2 separate regions of the Homo sapiens genome follow, and region 2 is linked to region 1. Evidence: chromatin loops called from intact Hi-C (ENCODE). Cell type or tissue: mammary epithelial cell. All regions are shown on one strand. Links, peaks and the distances in the headings refer to the core of each region. The heading gives the core; the rest is flanking DNA.

Evidence for each region. A loop is a pair of places that touch in the nucleus more often than their neighbours do. Peaks named below come from ENCODE experiments on the same cell type or tissue, not always from the same donor. Only the 100,000 strongest peaks of a DNase experiment are listed, where the experiment ranks them.
Region 2: it touches region 1 in a loop (4-fold over the local background); 1 of 110 quality-filtered maps calls a loop at or near these places.

Annotation. Positions count from the first base shown.
Region 1 is chr11:69,683,314-69,688,682 of GRCh38, forward strand. No RefSeq gene overlaps it. Among named protein-coding and RNA genes, the nearest start is that of LTO1, 11 kb to the left of the region's middle. RefSeq lists silencers at 2,597-2,846, 2,619-2,789 and an enhancer at 5,247-5,369. In mammary epithelial cell, for the core only: CTCF peaks have their summits at 738 (motif pointing left) and 2,731 (motif pointing right); a DNase peak (open chromatin) is centred at 3,918; H3K27ac peaks cover 166 bases.
Region 2 is chr11:70,081,078-70,086,446 of GRCh38, forward strand. The region is part of intron 1 of ANO1 (anoctamin 1); the gene reads left to right. Among named protein-coding and RNA genes, the nearest start is that of ANO1, 5.4 kb to the left of the region's middle. In mammary epithelial cell, for the core only: a CTCF peak has its summit at 1,961 (motif pointing left); no DNase peak of the experiment used is centred there; H3K27ac peaks cover 978 bases.

The sequences.
Region 1 (5,369 bases), core at 116-5,115:
TTTCCATTCCATTGACCAGAACCAGTCCCAAGGCCCTAACCAAACTGTAGGGGAGCCTGGGAAATGGAGATGAGCCCACGGACGTTTGGTCAACTCTGTCTCTGCCACAATGCTTTAATGCTGTTAGGATTTTATTTTGAACCCTGTAAATATGTGGCTTCTCCAATGTAAAAAGAAAGAAGGGAGAGTTGTTATCTAATGTGTATATTATATATTATGTTATATATTCTATGTATGTAACAGGTGGAATATATCAGTCACCTCTCCTCACCCAGTTGAACAAAATGCAAAACACAATAGATGCTGTCAAAGAGATATGTCATATCCACATTTTACTGGAAATAATAATTTCTCCAAAATTGTGGTTCCTGAAGTAAATAAAGATTTAAAATAAATGATGAAAGTTTGAATCTTAGCAGATACCGAAAGTGTAGATCTTACTTTGCACAGGGTGTAGCACATAACAGGTGCTCAGTAAATGGTTGCTGAGTGAATAAGTGAGAATGTAGTGTGGCAGTGGGAGGAGAAGGCCCCTCTGAGCCATGGGAGGGGGACAGGCCATGTTTGCTGTGGTGTTTGCCCATGGCTTTTGGGTCATCTCAGTAGAGAGGGTGCCTGGATAAACAGTTTTCTTTCCAGAGCTCAAAGACCGTTTACCAAAACTGGGCCCAGCCCCTTAGGGCTAGCTGTATTTCCCTGTTTGTGTCGAGGAAAGGGGGAATGAGGGATCCAACCTGGGCTTGGGCTGCCACCTGCTGGATGCAGTGGCTCATGCCTGTAATCCCAGCACCTTGGGAGGCCGAGGCAGGTGGATCACCTGAGGTCAAGAGTTTGAGACCAGCCTGGCCAGCATGGCGAAACCCTGGAGAGGGAAGTGAGGCAGCCGAGGACGCATAGTGGCTACCGGGGACCCAGCCCTGCCATGGCCTGAGGCATTGTCCCTCTAGGTGGGAGCGTGTAGGACTCATGCACCCCCCCGGGAGGCTCCAAGAGAGTCCCCCATTTGACCTACACCCCTTATTTCTTAGAAGGCCCTAGCGCGGCTGGGCGTGATGGCTCACACCTGTAATCCCAGCACTTTGGGAGGCCGAGGCGGGTGGATCACCTGAGGTCAGGAGTTCAAGACCTGCCTGGGGCCAACATGGTGAAACTCCGTCTCTACTAAAAATACAAAAATTAGCTGGGTGTGGTGGCGGGTGCTTGTAGTCCCAGCTACTCAGGAGGTTGAGGCAGGAGGATCAGTTGAACCCAGGAGGCGGAGGTTGCAGTGAGCCAAGATTGTGCCATTGCACTCCAGCCTGGGCAACAGAGCGAGAGTCTTAAAAAAAAAAAAAAAAAAAAAAAAAAAGAAGAAGAAGAAGAAGAAGAAAGAAGGCCCTAGCAAGAAGAAGAAGAAAGAAAGCCCTAGCCCTGGGGCTCCAGTGTCCGTCTTCGAAGGGCTGTGGCCTTCATCCGGCCTCCCCTTCATCCGGCCTCAAGCTCCTCCCTGGCTTTTCCTCTCCTCTGCCCTCCACCTCCCGAGGCTCATCCCCGCAGCCTGGGGGAGCTTCCTCCTTTCCGCCCTTGGTGGAGCAGAAATTCTTGCTGGGCTCCTTCCCCCGCACCGGGAGAGCTGTGAGGAGTGGCCTTGCTGTTTCCATCTTCTTTCTTCTGCACTGACCGTTCCCCCTTCCCAACTGGACAGCAGCATCCCAGAGGCAGGACGGTGGCTCCTTCTAAACCTTGGTGCCCCCAGCTATGCCCAGTATGGGGTCTCTGGCATGAAGTCCGGTGCAATAAAGGGTGAGCAGTTCTCCTTACCCGCCTTCCCATGTCCACCTCTGGTCAGTGGGCTGTGCTGGTCCAGGAAGCCAGGGATTTTTGGCTTCTGAGATGCAGTCTCCACCACTCCACATGTTTTTTTTGGTTTTTGGTTTGTTTTAAGACAGAGTCGCGTTCTGTCGCCCAGGCTGGAAGGCAGTGGCACGATCACGGCTTACTGCAACCTCTGCCTCCTAGGCTCAAGCGATCCTCCCACCTCAGCCTCCCAAGTATCTGGGACTACAGGTGCATGCCACCACACCTGGATAATTTTTATATTTTTTGGTAAAGATGGGGTTTCGAATTCCTGGGCTCAAGTGATCCACCCACCTTGGCCTCCCAAAGTGCTAGGGCTACAGGCGTGAGCCACTGTGCCCTGCCAAATTCCAAACGTTTCTTGACAGCGTTAGTGAAATTCACGTTCCTGCACCTCAGTTTGCTCATCTGTAAAATGGGAGTGATGTTGGTACCCCGTTTTCAGGATCGACATGAGGATGAATACTTGCATATAGGAAACAGAAGAAATGTATTGATAGATAAATATAGTGAACATAAATTCGAATACAGGAACAGGAAGTTGTGGAGGTGATGGAGCCTGCCTCTCCCTTGCCCTTTGCTGAGGTCCAGGCACACACAGTAGGGGCTTTGTTGATGTTTGTGTGTAGCCGATGTTCTTTTGCTTCCTGGGGGCTTGTCTGCAAAAGTTGCAGGGGGCAGGGTGGAGGGCAGCTAGTCAACCATCAGATCAGACTGCGGGAGGGGCGAGCGTGAGCGAGCAGCTGCTGGGTGCTCTCAGGGCAACCTCGCGGCTTCCGAGTCCCCGGCCCCGCGCGGGTAAAGGGGCACCGAAGGCACCTTGCAGACCGCGCCCTGCACTCCCTGACCCTCGGCCTTGCGCGGGGCCCATTCCAGTCACCGCCACCGGGGGCCGCCATTGCGCCGCGGACGGCCCCGCTCCTCCGGGGAGCCGCAGAGCCGCCTCCCTCCCGGGCCCTCTCTTCGCCGCTCTGGGACGGTGTCCCTGCGGCCGCTAGAATTCTCTTCTGAATCTCCACTGCCCCAGCCAGATGTCATCCTGATAATCAGACCTACGGGAGATCGGACCGTTTACTTTTTCTTTTTCTTTTCTTTTCTTTTTTTTTTGAGACCGAGTTTTGCTCTTATTGCCCAGGCTGGAGTGCAGTGGCGTGATCTTGGCTCACTGCAACCTCCACCTCCCGGGTTCAAGCGATTCTCCTGCCTCAGTCTCCCGAGTAGCTGGAATTACAGGTGCATACCACAACTCCTGGCTAATTTTTGTATTTTTAGTAGAGATAGGGGGTTTCATGATGTTGGCCAGCTGGTCTCGAACTCCTGACCTCAGGTGATCCGCCCTTCTCGGCCTCCCAAAGTGCTGGGATTACAGGGATGAGCCACCGTGCCCGGCCCGGACTGTTTTCTTAGATCCTCACTTGAAGATCCTAGCAGTCTGCTTTGGAGATGGACATCGCGGGCCTCACTGGGGAAGACACTGCGCTCTGGGAGACACAGCTCCTAGGGGCAGGTGCCCCTCCCACCTTAGTCCCCACCAGACCCGCCCCTGCCTCCTCCACCCCATTAGGCTGAGGCTGATCAGAGGGGCCCTGGCCCACTGCCCGGGTCCCTGCTCAGAGGCCCCACACAACTCATGGGGAGAAGGAGACATGGGCCCAGTGACAGGTTACCCGGCTCTGATGGGAAAAGCGAGGTCTTGGAGCCCTGCCTGTTCTGGGTGCTTCTGTTTGTCAGCCTGCTTGGGCCTGGGCTGTCCCCCGAGTCTCAGGCTCCTCATCTGGGCTGGCATTGGGGCCCAGGCTTCAGCCAGGTCTAGACTCCCCACCAGCCACTCAGGCAACAGTCACTCCACTTGGGACCCCAGGAACCACAGGGCAGGACAGCTGACAAGGAAGGGGGCCCCCACTTCACCCCGAACCTGCCTTGAGCCTCCCATGCCTGGTGGGGACCCCACCAACCCCAGTGTCTGGGGAAGGCAGGACTCTGAGACAGGTGGGGCTCCCAGCCCCGGCAGGTGTCGGTGGCAGGGAAAACTCAAGGCCTGGCACCGATACCATCATTCTCGGTCTTCCCCAAAGTAAGGTGAGTATACGTGGTGCCGATGAGTCAGGTCCATGCCCAGGTATGCATTAAAATTTCCCTGGGAAAAAATAGAGAGTGTAATTTGGCAGGCTCTGGGGAGATTTTAGAGGTGCCTGCACTTCACTTACGTCTTTCCACTGCCTGGTCAACATAGTGAAACCCCGTCTCTAGCAAAAATACAAAAATTAGCAGGGTGTGGTGGTGGATGCCTTTAATCCCAGCTACTTGGGAGGCTGAGGCAGCAGAATCACTTGAACCCAGGGGGCAGAGGTTGCAGTGAGCCAAGACTGCACCATTGCCCTCCAGCCTGGGCTACACAGTGAGACTCCATCTCAAAAAAAAAAAACAAGGCTTAAAAAAATTTTTTTAAACAGCCTCACCCATATGACTTCTTTTAACCTTAATCACCTCTTCAAAGGTCATATCTTTAAGTACAGTTATACTTTGAGGTACACTGGAGGTTAAGTTTTTAACATATAAATTTTAGGGACACAATTCAGGCACATATGACTGTGTATACAGACACCTATACACACACACACATATATATACACATACACGGTTTTTGAAAAAAAGAAACTCAAACTGAAGAAAAGGTTATAGTAGAAGTTCTCCTTCCTACCCCGTCCCCAGTCCTCTAATTCCTGTCCCCAGAACTACCCACAGTTTTATTGTTTTCTATACTTCTTTCCAGAGAGGTTCTCTGCATATATAAGCATGCATATATATATATATCTTTTTTAAATTATTATTTTGAGATGGGGCCTCACTCTGTCACCCAGACTGGAATGCAGTGGCACTGTCATAGCTCACTGCAGCCTTGAACTCCTGGACTCAAGGAATCCTCCCACTTCACTTCCCAAGAAGCTAGAACTACAGGCATGAGTCACCACACCTGGCTGATGTTTACATTTTTTTGTAGAGATGACATCTTGCTGTATTGCCCAGGCTGGTCTCAAACTCCTGGCCTCAAGTGATCCTCCCACCTCGGCCTCCCAAAGTGGTACATGCTCTTTTAAATGACAAATTATATTATACTATAGACTGTGTCCTGAATTTACTTCTTCTACTCCACAATATACCTTCAATAACAAACCAACTGTGAAATTGCCAAGACTCAATATAACAAAGGTTTATTTATCCACTGTTCTCCTCCAAGTCCAGCACAGGTCACTGGGGGTTCTGCTCCACGTGGTCACGCAGGGACCCAGGCCTAGAAGGTTCACCAGGTTGTGACACAGTCATTGCAACCTCTTCCACGTGGCTTGGTAGAGAAACAGAGAGTGTGAAGAATTCACAACTGGTTTTTGGTTCCCTTTTTACATAGACATTTCAAACATACCCAAGTGTAGATAGTGTAAACAGACCCCCATATACCAATACCCAGCCTCAGCAAGGATCAATATTTCACTGTTCTTGTTCCAACAATGACCTCATTCCCCACGCCCACCATT
Region 2 (5,369 bases), core at 79-5,078, 400 kb after region 1:
GATAAGTTCATCCAATTCAGGCTGCGGTTCCCAGCCTGTGACTTTTGCCTCTCTTCATTCCCAAGTTCAAGGGTGGAAATGACTTCATTGTTTCTGTGCAGAGATATAAGAAGAAATGACTTGAAAGCCAGAGGCCAGGTTGAATGCAATTTGTTTCCATTTCCCTCTGTTAATCTTTGAGTGTTTCTACTTTCTTCCTTGAAACTGGTGGTTGTCCATGGTCTGGGATCTGTGTGCCCCAAACAAGCCCAGACACTCCAGAGATACCTGATTTGCTGGTATCTGCCCAGTATTTCCTGGCTTATCTGCTGTGGGAGATGATCTGCTTGTAGATTATGGAACGTGCCCCATAATCGTACATTGATATGTAGTGACCTGGTTTTAAAATTTTTTTAGAAGACAAAGGAAGTTTAAAACTGATGTTCCCTTCTTAACTATAATTTGAAGAGTCTCAAAACCAAAAGAAATTTTACAGGCCACTGATTTCATTTAGCCCATTTTCAGAGAAAGTGAACATTGTAGATTCCCTTGAGTGATCAAGATATTTCATATGGATATGAATTCAGTTCCTGGAGTACCAACTCCAGAGACCAGCGGAAGAAACCAGAGCCCAGAGTCCCAGGACAGTATTAAAGGTTAAAGGACATAGGATTGCTTTCCCCCTTCTGCCCTTTTGTTGGAGTTTGAGGAAGGGGTTCATAGAGGCAGGTGTGGACCAGATATAGGCTGCCATTCATGGCGCCTGGGACAGGTCTTCCAGGACACTCCTGCTGTGAAGGGAACCTTTGTCCTTCACATTTTCCCATGTGGCCTCAGGGAAGTATTTCTCTTCCACCATATTCCTATCTTCCTTAGGGAGGCACCTTCCAGGAGTACCTCCCTCAGTTATGCAGAAGGAAGTCTTCAAAATACCTTCAGATCATCGATCACATTTTATCCCCACAAGAATCCTGTGACCTAAGTCCAGATGTCTTTGTCGGCATCTCACAGATGAGAAAACTGAGGCTCCCAGTTGGGGGTTGTGGTGTTTAAGTTGCTGGCCTGCCTGGGTCTCAGCTTCTGTATCCTTGGATCTGATGGCCACAGCCAGCCACAGTATACAAGACCCAGCCTCTGTTGTTCATTCACACATGCCTGCATTCATTCATTCATTCAGCAACCACATATTCAGTGCTAACCATCAAAAAGATGAATAAGAGGGCTGGGTGCCATGGCTCACACCTCTAAATCCAGCACCTTGGGAGGCCGAGGCTGGTGGATCACCTAAGGTCAAGAGTTCAAGACCAGCCTGGCCAACATAGTGAAACCCAAGTCTCTACTAAAATTATGAACATTAACCAGGCATGGTGGTATGCACCTGTAATCCCAGCTACTTGGGAGGCAGAGGCACAAGAATTGCTTGAACCCAAAAGGTGGAGGTTGCAGTGAGCCAAGATCGCACCACTGCGCTCCAGCCTAGGCGACAGAGCAAGAATTCGTCTCAAAAGAAAAGATGAATAAGAAACTCCTTACCCTCAGCAAAGGTGCACCGAGGGGTTGCTTGCCCCTTTCTTAAGAATACAGAAACAGAAATGTTCTGAAGCTTTCCCAGGCCTTCGAATTTGGAAGTTATGCACAAAGTCTCACCCACATCCCTCCCACTGCAATTACATCTTTGCCTTTTTGTCCCGTTCTACACAAGAAAGGCACCCACTCCACTGCTCCGTGGAAGGGCACCATAAAGTCACACGCACTGGTCCTTGCTATGCATTCACCTCCCGACTCTCTCCAAGCCCAGCTCAGGATTGCTCTCCAGACCCTAGGAGCCTCCCAGCCTTTTAGAGTGTAGACGGGAGAGAGCCCACACCTTAAAAACTAATACCTAAACAGACAAAGCAGCTTATCCAGGGTCACACAGCAAATCAGTGACAGAGTCAGGCGCTGGGACTCCCACACCTGTGCTTGGTGCTGCCTCCTGCTGGTCCCAGCATCACATCCAGCTCCTTTTGTAACTTTTTAAAGTCTGGATTTGGCACTGCTACCATCTTTCACTTGTGGTCCACTCTGGCCACAAGATTTTTTTTCCCCTGTCCTCCCCTAGTTCTTTATGTGCGTGTGTCTCAGTTCCCAATTAGAGCAAACTTCTGTTGAAGGTTCACTCTATGCTAGGCCCTGTTGGAAACTCTTTACAAGATATATTAACAGGTTTCATCCTTCCAGCAACCCCATGAGGGAGGTCATATAACATGAGGTAGGTCTTAGGGATATGGAGAGACAAAAACACGAAGCTGTGTGCCTGGGGTCACACAGCTGGTGAGTGGCAGAGCTGGTGTTTGAACACAGGTAGGAGGATGCCCACTCTTGATCAGGCCCCAGTGCTGTCTCTCCCTCCACCATGCATGGGAAGTTAGATGATGTTTCTGCTCTCCCAAAGACTGTAGGCCCCTGAGGGTAGGTGTGTCCCTTGATAGGCCCCCAGTGGACAGATGATGGGGGTTCGTATTGAACCTGGTAGCCTTCCCTGTTTCAACTTGATAGAGGATTTTTGGCCACTCCTTAGTGTAATTTCCCTGCTTTCTGGCTTGGAGGGATCCCTGTGGAATTTCCTCCCTGTCTCTAAGGATTTGTTTGCTATTATCATTATCCCTGCCAACCAGGAGTGTTTATGGAGCCCCAACCAGGTTCTCAGTCCCTGTGTACTGAGGTCAGGTTGGAGCTCTGTCCTAACACATCTCTAGACAGTCCCTGGCCAGGCCTCCGGGGTCCTGCCATCCAGCTTTGGGGCTAATTTGCAAGTTAAGAACTTGTGGGTAGATGGCTCAGAGGCAGTCCCAGCACAGAGAGACCTGCAGAGGCCAGAGGGGCTGGCCACCTTCAGATCCCAGAGGATGCTGGATTTGCCCTGTGCCCTGAAAACCAGGTTGAATTACAAAGGGCTGAGAAGGACAGAAAGGGCGTACAGGGAGGGACACAGTGTCTGCAAAGGCAAGGAGGAGGGACTGGGGAAGGCCTGGGGGAGGGGGAGAGGAGACTGGGGAAGGCAGTATGGGGAGGAGATGAGGAGGAATAGCCGAAGCCCTCAGGCGCACCTGGGACTCAGGCAGGTGTGCCCTCCGACCCCTCGAGACCCTGCATTCACCTGCTGGGCACTGGCACATTCCCTGCACATGGGCTTCTGTCTTCCAAGAGCAGCTTCCGGTCGGGCTCTTTTGCCCCCTCAGCCATGGGGAGAGAAAAGCACCTTTAGTCACCAGCTCCCTGTAACCCTGCCCTTGTTTGACCTCCCTGAGATGTTGAGGGGAAAGCGTATCTGCCATTGGGTGGCCATCAGGGTGACGGGGATGGCTCCCAGGTGCCTGGCCCCAGAATTAGATGGAGCGTCCATCCTGGCACGTTCTGGTCAGTGTGTGCTGAGCTTAGCAGAGACCATCATCCCCTCAGTGAAGCCTCCCGCTGCTCCGCATTTAGCAGAAACCAACCCTGGGGCTCAGAGTGTCCAGAGCCTCCCCCAGGCCTTGCAGCTGGAGAGGGGCCAAGCCTAGATGTAGACCCAGGTCTGGCTGACTACACGGCCTGCCATGAAGCCAGTGCCCTGTCCTGGGCTGGCCTCACCTGCTGCCCCACACTGTCCAGACATACCTGTGGCCTGGTGTTGCCCAAACCTCCCGACTAGCCTGTGCTTATCTGCTGTCTCTACTGGCCCTGCTTAACCACTGCCCCAGGCTGGGACAGAACTGAGGCCTGCTAAATTGCTGCACTCTCCCCATGCCCCTCAGCACCAGAGACAGAGCCCTGCACTGGGGTCAGCCAGCAGGAGTCTGGTACTCAGGGCCACTGAGCTGGGCAGCTCACCCGTGGGAGCCTCAGTTTCCTCCAGGTCAAATGGACCTAACTATAGTAACCCCCTCATAGGGTCAGCTTGTGGGGACTCAGCGAGATGACATACCTGGGCCGAGAAACAGCGTCACCCTTAGTCGCGGCTCCTACTAAGGGGGGCCGCACCTTGGGCGTGCAGATGGGACTTGAGGCTGAGCTCAGCCTCCCGCCTGCGCTGTAACCCGGGCTCTCCTGCCCTGCTGGGCCTCAGTTTCCTCCTTGGCGAATTGAGAAGAATAGCTCTTTCGTGCTTCTCCTGCAGAAGGAATGCAGGCCCCCCGTGCTGGCTACAGACTTGCGATACTGGGGTCTTCCGTGAACCCCGTCCTTCATGGGGCTGGGCATGGGAACCCACTGCCCTCAAAAGCCAGCCCTCCCCCACCCTTCCCCCTGAGCCCTCCCAAGCCACCCACCCACATGGGCGTGGTCGTGGCCCCTAAGCACCCTCAGACTTTGTCACAGAGGGCAAGGTGGGCGGGGCACGCACACTGAGTCCAGGTCCTCCTGAAGGTCACCAGCACAGCGGGGCCCTGTGTTACTGTAGAGAGAAGTCAGTTGCTTAGTTTCAGCCTCCTGCCGGCACCAGATGCTGACCAGGCCCTCCCAGGTGGTGAGCAATGCTGTTTCCAGGAGAGGCATCCTAGGGCCAGAGAGGCCAAGGTGCCAGGGACATGGCCCCAACTGTCCCCTAACCAGGGGTAGAGGAGTCTAGACCCTTGACATCAACACCTATGAAAGGTGGGGCAGCCCCCAACCAGCAGCCCTGGCCCAGAGCCTCCTCTCTCCTTCCCCTACAACTAAAAAGGACAGCCTCCACTCGAGGCCTTCCCTCCCCCTCTCCCCCACTGCAGTGCTGACTGTTTGGGGAGGGGCTCCACCCTCCGGCTTCCCTGATACACTTTGGGTTGTATACAGCCCACCTGCCTCGAATGAGGGATTCTGCCTGCCCCTTTTCCCGACCAGTGCACAGCCATTTAGAGCCATGGTGCAGCCGGAAGCTGCCCAGGGGCTCCAGGCGACCACGTGGGGGGACCCTCCAGGCCAGCGAGGCCCAAGCACAGCTCTGTCCAAAGGCCACAGGTGCTCGGGCCCTGCCTGGCGCAGCATGCCGTCCCTGCACTCCATCAGGGAGGCCCTCTTCTCGGATGATGCCCCTCGGGAACTGATAGTGCCCTAGGGAGCGTCCTCACGTAGCCACAGGAAACTGAGGTGGAAACCAGGCGGCCAGCTCGAGGGATGAGGCACAGCTCTGTGGACCATTAGCAGCTTGGAGTTGCCTGTTAGGTTCTACCCAGCATGGCTTTTTTTATTTTTTCTTATTTCGGAAACCCAGATTGCTGATCGACCTGTCTGTCTTGATAACCGGCCAAACCCCTCGGGAATTCCAGCAATGCAGGCTTGGCTTTAGCAATGGTCCCATCACACTGCCACTGTGGGAATATCTGGTTTTTAAACAAACTGCTCCATACTGCTATCTCCCGTGGCCCCCTAGAGTCCTTCAAACAAATAAGGAA